2 separate regions of the Homo sapiens genome follow, and region 2 is linked to region 1. A link is a loop called in an ENCODE intact Hi-C map of the cell type or tissue named here. Cell type or tissue: MCF 10A. All regions are shown on one strand. Each heading gives the region's core, and the rest is flanking DNA. Links, peaks and the distances in the headings are about the cores only. Region 1 overlaps NMNAT3 (nicotinamide nucleotide adenylyltransferase 3). Region 2 overlaps COPB2-DT (COPB2 divergent transcript).

Region 1 (5,384 bases), core at 56-5,055:
TTGACAGGATCATGGTGGTAAAGAGGGCCCAATAGGCAAGGATGTCTTTTTTAAGTTTCAGATTGAGTCGGGTGAAGTGGGGCTTTGGGGAGGGATCTTGTGTGCCTTCAGGGAGCCAGAAAGTTCACTTTATATCTCTGGAAGGCTCATTCCATTGACTGGGACAGAACCAAAGAGAGGAGGTAGACATCTGACAAAAATACTTGGTCAGGGATAGACACTGACTCTGTTGTTCTTTCCACACACATTTCCTGAGTACCTATTGGTGCCAGGCACAGTGCTAGGAGTTGAAAGGACCAAGATGAATTTAAAAACCACTCTCTAATCACTTGAGCCCAGGAGTCTGAGGCTGCAGTGAGCTATGATTATGCCACTGCACTCCAAACTGGACAACAAAGTGGGACCCTGTCTCTTAAAAAAACAAATAAAAAATAAAAAACCTCTAAGATATTATCTTCCACTTGGAGAAGAGCAACATGCATTAAAAAAATGACAGTTCTCTGGTGAAGAAACAAAAAGGTGATAAAATATGTAACAAGTACAGAGTTAGCATGGTGGTGAGGGCAGTAGGGGGGAGGTAAATATTCCAGGGAGAAAACCTTGAAGGCAGATCATCAGGATGGCGTTTCAGGTGGTCATGACTGCTTTTGCAGAAGCAGCATGTTGTGCTTGAGGAGTGGGATGAAATGCTGTCTAGATGACTATGGAGTGGGAGGCAGTAAGCTGGGGAGGGGGCGGGAGCCAAAGGTAGAACCTGTTTGCCTTGTCTCCAGTTTAATGATAAATTCCAACAAGCCTGTACACCACATTCTCAACTTGTTAAATCCTTCAGCTGCAATTATCACTCTCTGGCCTCCATTAAATGCTTATTGATGAGAAGCCTTCCCCAATAGCAGAAGTCTCCCTCACTTGCTCCGTCTCACTAGATATTATTAGATGATAAGGGCAGATGGGACACTTTTATAGCATGCATCTTGCCTTGTGTCTGATGAGATTTGCACTCAAATTAGAGCCAGTTTATTGTCCTGGTGGATCCCTGGAGTGATTCCATTTTAGCCCTATCACTGTATTTCGCTGGGTTTGGCTTGGGAGGGTACTTAGTTGAAGCAAATTTGAGTGTACACATGGTACAGGTGCACTGACCCTGTTACTGATCCTGGGAATGTGCACTCCTGTGTCCTTCAGCCTGCGATATGGCCCAGACATAGCACAGTCACCACTAGAACAGTGTGGCTCAGTATGCCCACAGCAAAAAAAGAAAGAGAGGCACTTATTAAAGGTCATTTATTCTCCTTCTCAGCATCACACTTCATTGCTGTTGATGCCACCATTCAAACAAATTGTTCTAATTTATAGTTTCTGGGAACTTTTGGAAAAATGGATGAGAGCCCCAGGTTACCTGAGATGCTGTTACATATTTTAATGGTGCTAACAATGTATATTTTGTCAAAATGAAACAGGATTTTGAAAGACTTCATAACAGTTGTAAAAAAAAAACAGCCACCTTTTCAGATACAGTCATCACGAGGCTGCTCTTGTGAATAGCTTGGCACACTTTGCAAATATCTCATTAAACCATCCAACCTCCCTGGGAAAAAGCTAGCAGCAGCTTGTTGACTGCTTTCTTCCCACACAGTTGGGGGTATTCCTGCTGCCTCAAAGGAAGTATGGAGAGACCACGGCCCGCCTAGGCTGAGAGCTTTTCATCTTCACACTGTAGCTCAGAGTACATGCCCTCCAGCCTGCCAGTGCCCTGTTTCAGTCTTCACTGATCCCTACTCTGGGCCAGGCTCTGTGCTTCGAGCTGAAATCCCAAGAAGGAGAAAACACCACTTCCCTTCCTAAAGGGTTTACTGTCCAGTGGATAGGAAAGACACATAAGCAGGCTTTTTCAATAAAATGTCGCTTGTGGTTTATTAAAGGTAAGTCAGAGATGAGTTAACCTAAGCTAGATGTCAAAGAAGCCATCTCAGCAGCCTTCCACCCTCCCAAGTCCCAGACACTTGTATCCCCAACTCTGTGGCAGCCACAGTGAATTAGTTAATCCAGTTTCCAATCCCCTTTCCCTTACTGTTCTCACTGGAGAGGCTGTCAAGCTAAATAGATGCCTTTTCTGGCCTCTGTTGTAGCTACAGTGGCCATGTAACCTAGTTCTGGCCAATGAGACAGAAGCAAAATCTACAGGAGGTTCTAAAAAAGCTCTTGTGTTCTTGATTAAGAGGAATAGCCAATCTAGTACAGCTTCTTGCTCCTCCTTCTTGCCTTTATTGAGGTTATGATGTGACCATGAGACAGAAACTGAAAGAATTGTAGGTCATTGTTGAGCCCATGATTTCATGTCATTAGGTGCCTACTTCCAGACTTTTTGTCATGTTAGAAACAAATGAACCTCTCTTTGTTTAGACCACTGAGGTTAGGCTTCTGGTATTTGCAGCTAATATATCCCTAACTGATATAGGTACCTAGCAGGTAATTGATAAATAGTGATGAAGTAATAAATAATGTGATCATATGAATTGGATCTTAACATATTGGGATGTGCCGGGGGGTTTTCTGGTTGGAGGAAACCAAAATAGCCTGTACAGAAGGTTGAAGCAGGAAGCCATGAAGATCTCACAAAGAAGTCCTAATAGGTAGTTCATTGTTGCTAGAATATAAAGTAGGAAACTGGATGAAAGCCTGGAGAAGGAGATAACATGGGCCAAATTGAAACAGTTTCCTTTGATATAAGCAGGGTCCCAGGTTCCTGTGACTGAGCACTCTACATGTTGCCCCCAGAACTGCAGGATTACAGCTAAGACCATCACAGCAAGATGAATAATAAAGGCAATAAATGCATTCCTCCCATTGGTTTCTGTATTATCTATTACTGCATAACCAATTACATCAAAATGTAGCAGCTTAAGATAACACATTTATTTATTATTTTTATTTATTATCTCACAGTTTCTGTGGGTCGTGAATTCAGATATAATTTAACTTATAAAGCCTATCTTATAAAGCTTCAGTCAGTGTTCGCAGGGCTGCAATCACATCTGAAAACTTGACTGGGGAAAGATCACACCCACACTCATGCACATAGTTTTTGGCAGATCCAGTTCCTCACTGGCTGTTGGCCACCAGAGGTCTCTCTCACTTCCTGGGCCCATGGGCATCTCCACGGGGCAGCTCACAACCTGCCTGCTGGCTGCATCAGGGTGAGCAAGTAAGAAAGCAAAAGAGGTGAGCAAGAGGGAAGCCAGGGGCCTTTGGTAACCTTATCTCAGAAGTGGTAACCACTACTGCTGTATTCTGTTTGTTGTAAGCAAGTTTCAGCCTATACTTAAGGGATGAGATTACCAGTGAATACTAAAAGGATCATTGGGAGCCATCTTAAACACTGCCTACCACAGACACACCACCATCTCCTTTCTCCTCCTGCTCCATTAGGGTCAGCAGTAGCAGCACCTTTCTCACCATTGTCATCATCATCACCACAGCCACAGTGATTATTTATTAAATGCTTCTTACGTATCAGGCACTTTCCATATGTAACTATCCTCACTATAACCTTGTAAGAGTAAGTAACATTATCCCCATCTTGCAGGTTAGAAACCTGAGGCTCAGAGAGGGTCTGTGATTTGCCCTAGGCCTCACAGCCAGTGAGAGGTAGAACTAGGGGTCAACCAAGTCCCACCTCGAGGAGGCAGCATCTCAGAGGCAAGAGAGCCGTGTCTGCCAGCCTGCCCTGGAGCCTGGGCTGTTTCCTTCTCACCTTTAACCTCAACAGGGTGAGACCAGAGGGTGGGCTGCACCCTCTCAAAATGCTTGGGCCCCAGATAAAGGACAATAGGTGAGATCAGAATACAGTCTGCACATTAGATAATAGTCCAGTAACAATGTTGGTTTCCTGATTTTAATCATTGTTCTGCAGTTATGTAACAAAGTGTATTCATTCTGAGAAAACACATACTGAAGTATTTAGAAGTAAAGAGATTTTATGTCTATGACTTACTCTCAAACATTTCAGAAAAAATATTTATAAACAGGTATGTATGTGTGTGGAAAGAGAGTGATAAAGCAAGTGTGGTAAAATGTTAACATTGGGGAATCTGGATAAAGAGTATAAAACATTTTGTATAAATTTTGTAACTTTTTTCCAATAAGTCTGAAATTGTTTCAAAATAAAAAGTGTTTTAAAAGTGCTAATCTACTCTAGGACCTTGTGAGATCTATTAGGACTACCAGAGATGGCACTACGGGAGTCTTCTAGCCCTCCTTCTGACCCCGTGGTGATCTGTCAGAGCTCAAGGAGGATATAGAGGTTCAGAATAGAACATGGGTTCTGGGATCAGGCTGCCTTGGTTCCAGTCCTGGCCCAGTAGCTTCTAAGGTCCCTGAGCTGTATGAGTAACCACTCAGGGTCGTTAAAAAGGACTTGGCAAGAGAAGGATACGCCTTGGCATAGCACTTGGCATACTTCATGGCCCATGGCCAACCCTCCTTAAACGTTGTTTTAATGGCCTCCTCAGTCATCTTACAAGTGAGAAGTAATGGTCTGTGTGTGGTTTAGAGAGACTGATCTGGATAATTGTCTCAGTGCTAACTCCCTGACATGAGCTTTTGTCCCCATAAAAGCAGGGTGGCCACTGCAACAGGTGTGGATGTGCCTGACAAGATGAAGAGCCGAATACCTGTGGTGCTCCTGGCCTGTGGCTCCTTTAACCCCATCACCAACATGCACCTGCGCATGTTTGAGGTGGCCAGAGATCACCTACACCAAACAGGTCAGTCAGGGGGCCCTGAGTCCAACAGAAGAACTGGTGGGTTAGGCTTCATGGGGCTTTTCTGGCTGCTGGCATCACTATTATTAAAACAGCTCAATTTATTCACAGCATAACTAGTGGCATATTTTTTTCATCATATTCAAAGGGTTGATGCTTATAGTCTTGTGACATATGTACAAGTCATACCCCTTGCCATAGAGCTGAACACATCTCAAGGTCTCCCCTCCCTGCCCACCTCACATTGGCAATGAACGACAACAGGCCCTCTACAGAACCTGTGCCACAATCAGGGCATCCTTCCTGGTACTCCCAACATCTACCTACACAGCCAGATGAATAGGTAGCATGTGCCTTAGAAAGCTCCTGATACTCTTCAGAGGGTAAGAAAATGCTTGATAATGGGCATTTTGACATTTTCTCATTTTAAAGAATAGATCTTAGATTATTACAAATTAATAATCTTGTATATAGGGCATTTCCAATACAGATGGCATGACTTTGACAGGAATATTTAATCAGCTGGAAATATATAATCTGAGGATATTTCACCTGCTTGACTTTCTATTTCATTATTAAAGGAGTAAAGTGACATTTGTAATCTGCATGATTGTTTCTAAA
Region 2 (5,384 bases), core at 116-5,115, 200 kb after region 1:
CGTCCTTCAAGATATTCACTAATTATGAAGAGAAAAATGGTAATTTTACAGTGAAGAAAGCCAGCAGATACTGCCTTCACCAAATGATCAAGGTTAATTATCACCAGTAATAAGACTTATTGACATCATGTACTCCCTGATCCATAGACTGAGGTCATATCACCGTTGTATGCCTGCCAAAAATGCATAACCTCAATTCAATAGTGAGAAAACATCAAGCAAACCCCGATTGACAGTTATTCTGCAATATAACTGACTTGCCTTATTTAAAAGTGGCAGGGTCACAAAAGACAAGGAAAGACTGGAAAGACTGAGGAAATGTCACAGATTAGAGGAGACCAAGGAGACATGGCAACTGAATGCGATGTGAGATCCAATCAATGAAAGAACTGGTGAAATTCACATTAGGCCTGTTGCTTGATTAATAGTAATTAATAACACTCATAACATCACTAATAGTACCCATGTTAATTTCATGGTTTTGATCACTGTATTATGGTTATTTAAGATGTTCCTTTAACATTTAGGGAAGCCAAGCAATGCATATATGAGTACTCACTGTACATTTTTTGCACCTTTTCTGTAAGTCAAAATTTGTTTCAAAAGAAAAAGTTAAAAAAAAAATAGCCACATGTGTAAGTAAAGTTGAAGGTCTCCTAGCCACTGTGGTCTGAAGGACACAGATGAAAGTCCCCTACCTTCAATGTTTTCCCCTCCAGCAGCCTGTCAAGACGCCTGAAATCCCACCATTCAAAACACATTACTTTCTTTTTCTTTTTTTTTTTTTTTGGAGACAGAGTCTCACTCTGCCTCCCAGACTGGAGTGCAATGGCGTGATCTCCGCTCACTGCAACCTCCGCCTCCCAGGTTCAAGCAATTCTCCTGCCTCAGCCCCCTGAGTAGCTAGTATTACAGGCGTCTGCCACTACGCCCGGCTAATTTTTGTATTTTTAGTAGAGACAGGGTTTCATTATGTTGGCTAGGCTGGTCTCGAACTCCTGACCTCAGGTAATCCATTACTTTCAACGAATATTTTGTGTTTCTGAAAGTCCAGAGAGTCACGTAATGTATTTATTGAGCACTTTCTATGTTCAGGGACCTACTAGGTACTAGGGATAGGTAGTGGATAAGGCAGACAGCACCTCTGCCCCACTAGAGCTTATATTCAGCTGTAGCCTCTTAGTACAATGTTAAGATGAGTTGGTTTGCTTCAATTCCTACAGAGGCCATAAACCAGGATCCTAAGAAGAGGTAAATTTGGGTAAGTGAAAGAGGGGAGGCTAAAGCTTAGAGCATACAGCTGCTGAAAGATTTAAGAACTAAGCGTGACACTGAGACAAGTAGGATGGTGCACGAGGAGAAATACAGTTTGAGGAGTTGAATACACATGAAAACTGAATTGAACCTAAAATAATAATAGCCAACCCCTGGAAAGCACTGGTTATGTGGCAGGTACTGTTCTCATGAATTTATATGTATGGTAACTCCTTAGACCCTCACGGCAGCCCTGTGGGGCAAGGTACTGTTATTATCCCCTTTTGCAGATAAAGGAGCTGAGGCGCTGAGGGTCGCACAGCTGGTACGTGCTGGATGGAGTTGGGCCATGGGCCTGGGTAGTTTGTCTCTAGAGACAGTACACCTCACACGCATGGACTGCTGCTGTTCCCAGAGCTGAGCGACAACACTTTGGCACAGAGAAGGAAGGAGAATGGCAAAGCCAAGATCAAGTCCTCGTATCTAGGTCTAAAGGAGAGAAGAAGAAGAGGAAGAGGAAGAGGAAGCCGAGTCTTGCTTTGTGTGAGTGCTACTATGTCTTAAGCAGGATACCCAGTGCTTTCCCTGTATTAGTATCTAAAATTCATGCTTCTGAGATACTGTCATTCTCATTTTACAGAGGAGGCTTAGAGAGATGAAGTATTTTGCCCAAGGTCACATAGTTCTAGTAACAGGTGAAGCCAGGATTTAGCTGATTTATGGAAAGCTTTAGATTTGGTTGCTCTCAGTCTCACCACTGGCCTAGCACTAAATAAGCATGTGTTTCTCTCTCCCTCTCTCTCTCTCTCTCTCTCTCTCTCTCTCTCTCTCTCTCTCTCTCTCCTCTCCCCCCACCTTCCCTCTTCCTCTCCCTCCCCCTCTCCTCTCACACACTAAAGTTAATTATTTAATGCCCGTAATATATATCTTGAGGATGGCATTTTGCAGCACTGAGCTTTAAACAGTACATGTTTAAATACATTTAATCCAATGAATATTTCAAGGTAATTAATCTCCACAGCGTGAGAGAATGTTCAGGTTTCCCAGCACATCAAAATACATCTGAATCAGCTGAGGAAATGATTTGCACACTCTGCAGTGGGTTGAGAAAGATTCACTTAAAGACTTTCAGATCTGACTCCCTGGTGTTAACGAGCAGAAAGGCTGCTAAAGAGAAGGATTAAGGCGCCTCCTAGTGGTTATATTTATGCAAGGAGAGAATATGGCTAACAACTATTGGGCAAGAGGACTACTTGTTTGAGTTGGCTGGGGTGGAAGAGTTTTGTTTTGTTTGTTTTTGTTTTTGTTTTTGGAGAGTACTATCCTGCAAATGTGTGCACATACACATATGTACACACATGCATAATTCACATAATTTTTGTGTATCAAATACACATCACCATGGTACGTGGCACCCGTGTTATATGCTACTGTTTTATGAGTGTGGGAGTATGGTGGAATAACAGTGGGTGAGAATTTGCATGGGTGCCTACCCACATGATTTTGCCTGGACTCTCTAACCCTTCTGCAGGTGTTGAGATGACTATATTTGTTGAAGATTTAGTTTGAGCCTATAGAACTCAATGGATGGAGTTAATTGGCCTGATTTCCAACTCATGACGTTAATAGTAGTAATAGCTGCCATCAACTGAAGGATTATAGCTGTGGCCATATATATGTGTGGGTTTCATATGCTATATCTATATATTACTATACATAGTTATAGTTATTACTATAATATATAATACAGTAATTATTACTATATTACTATAATAATAACTATATCTAGTAATATACAGATAGCTATATATACATATAAATGTGTATATATAATCCCATGTGATCCTCTTGTCAATCCTGTAAGAGATTAGTGTCATTAACCCACATCACTGATGAGAAAACTGAGGCTCAGAACTTGAGCAACTTTTCCAAAGTCACACAACTTGTCAAAACCAGGCCTGCTGATTCCTGAGTCCATGTTATTAACTTTATACTGCCTCTGCATCACATTTCACACGGCAATGAACTTGTGCTAGCAGTATCAAATCAACTAATATTTATTATTTACCTGCTAGAGGCAACCTACTAGTAAAAGACACTGTGCTTGGTACTGTTGAGGGAACACACACACACACACACACACACACAAATTATGATGCCTATCCTCAAAAATTTAATAGTTTTATTGAATAAGATAATAAAGATAATAAAGACTTTAAAATTTAAGTCTTTTTTGAAAAAAAAATATTTAAGGTGACAGAATAACCTTAGAAGATAGGGCATTAGACAACACTTATTTAATTGCCAAATAAATAAGAATTACCATGGGGAAGGTCAATTCAGCGGGTATTTGAGCTGGGTTTTGAAAGTTGAGTGAGCGAAAGGGGCAGGTAGTGCTTTCCTGAAAGGAGGCTACTCCAGAGAGCCATGAAACACGGTGAAGTAGCCAGAAAACACTGGGCTGGGGACCTGGAGCCCCAGAGACTCAGTCACAGGCCTGCTGAGGACACTTAGGCAAGGCATCGTTGCCTCTTTACACCTCAGTCTCACCATCTGTACCTTTAGGCAATTGGCCCCACTCAGAACCTCTTTGGCCTAAAATTCTACATTCCGTAAGTCTAGCAATTTGAACTGAGTCATAGTCCATAAAGGACTACAGAGTGTCAGGAAGTTTTATTAGTGGTGGAGTGGCTGAGCTGTCATTTCAACCTGCTCACCATCTGGAGGAAAAAGGGGCAATACCTCTCATCCACACTCATAAACATGCTGAAGGGTTCCTTTCATGGTTAATGGCAGCACACCCTCTGGCACATGCGGAAGGACCAAAGATATGCAGTACCATTACCTAGATGGTGGGTATGGCATTACATATCAAGATGTTTTTCCTAGCATCATGATTTGGTGCCTTACACACGTCACTGTGTAATAGAAAAAAGACGGTATCATTGGGAACCCGACCTGAAAAAACAGCCCATTTGTGTACTTTCCCATGAATGGTTTGTAGTTCTCCACATGCACATTCTCATTTTATCTCCAGACCTTGGAAAATGCTGCTATCTCTGCTTGGAACAAACATACACACTCATACTCATGCACACACTCCTGTGCACATATACCTTTATTCATAATATTCAGTGGCATTTATTAGGAGGTATGAATCCCAGATGATAGCTCAAGAGCACAAGCAACATACTTTATTTATAGGTTAATACAGAGCAGAGTCCCTATTCTGGTAGGTGGGAAGCAAATTTGGAGCATCTCTCTGTCCTCTTGATTACATCTAGATTCTGGGGCGGAATGAGGGGGAGCTTATGTAATGTCCTTGATGTTTCCTGTCCACACTAGCTGAGAGATCCCCTGAGCTATCTGTTAGGGAGTTCACTGTGGAGATGTTCCTTGTTCCCAGCTCTCAAGCTTTCTTAGTGGCTTCTGTGCCCAGTCCCTGGCACACAAAAAATTACTCTGCCATGCCCTGCCGTGCCACATATGGTGCCTTCTCTACTCCCTCATACACCCCTCACAGCCACTTCCATCCCTCTCTGGGTAATTCTAGCCCTCCTGGGCCTTTATGCAGGAAAAAGGCACATGGGCCTTTAGCTCTTGGGCTCCACAAATCTATTTGGTGCTTCTGTGGTCTTTTCCCCAGGGATATATCTAAAAACTCAAAAGGAGAAGACTCCTCTTCAGGACCAGCAGTAGCTTGACTTTCCTTCCCCACCCCTCCTTTCTCTAGGAATTCTTTCTGAATTTCAGAAGTTGGAAGCTTTCAGAAAGCTTCTTCGTGCAAGAGTTCAGTCCAATCAGGAGAATGCCCTAGGCAGGTTCATAATAAGGAACATACAATAAAATAACTGATCTCTGGAGGTGTCAAGATCATACAAAAGACAAAGAAAGACCCAGGAACAATTGGAGACTGTCAGAGAACAGGGAGAAATGACAATCAAATACAATGTGGTATGTTGAATAGTATCCTGGAACAACAAAAACCAAAAAAAAAAAAAAAATACATTAGTGGAGGCCAGGCGCTACGGTAGCTCATGCCTGTAATCCCAACACTTTGGGAGACCGAGGGGGGCGGATCACCTGAGGTCAGGAGTTTGAGACCAGCCTGGCCAACATGGCAAAACCCC

The links. A loop is a pair of places that touch in the nucleus more often than their neighbours do. Peaks named below come from ENCODE experiments on the same cell type or tissue, not always from the same donor. Only the 100,000 strongest peaks of a DNase experiment are listed, where the experiment ranks them.
Region 2: a loop joins it to region 1, with 26 times the contacts of the local background. A loop is called at or near these places in 10 of 110 quality-filtered maps.

Annotation. Positions count from the first base shown.
Region 1 is chr3:139,626,998-139,632,381 of GRCh38, reverse strand. NMNAT3 (nicotinamide nucleotide adenylyltransferase 3) reads left to right here. Exons shown (of 7, transcript NM_001401600.1): 4 at 4,618-4,766. The coding sequence starts at 4,658. Among named protein-coding and RNA genes, the nearest start is that of NMNAT3, 48 kb to the left of the region's middle. In MCF 10A, for the core only: no CTCF peak of the experiment used is centred there; a DNase peak (open chromatin) is centred at 3,141.
Region 2 is chr3:139,424,798-139,430,181 of GRCh38, reverse strand. The region is part of intron 3 of COPB2-DT (COPB2 divergent transcript); the gene reads right to left. Among named protein-coding and RNA genes, the nearest start is that of COPB2-DT, 38 kb to the right of the region's middle. In MCF 10A, for the core only: a CTCF peak has its summit at 2,435 (motif pointing left); a DNase peak (open chromatin) is centred at 2,421.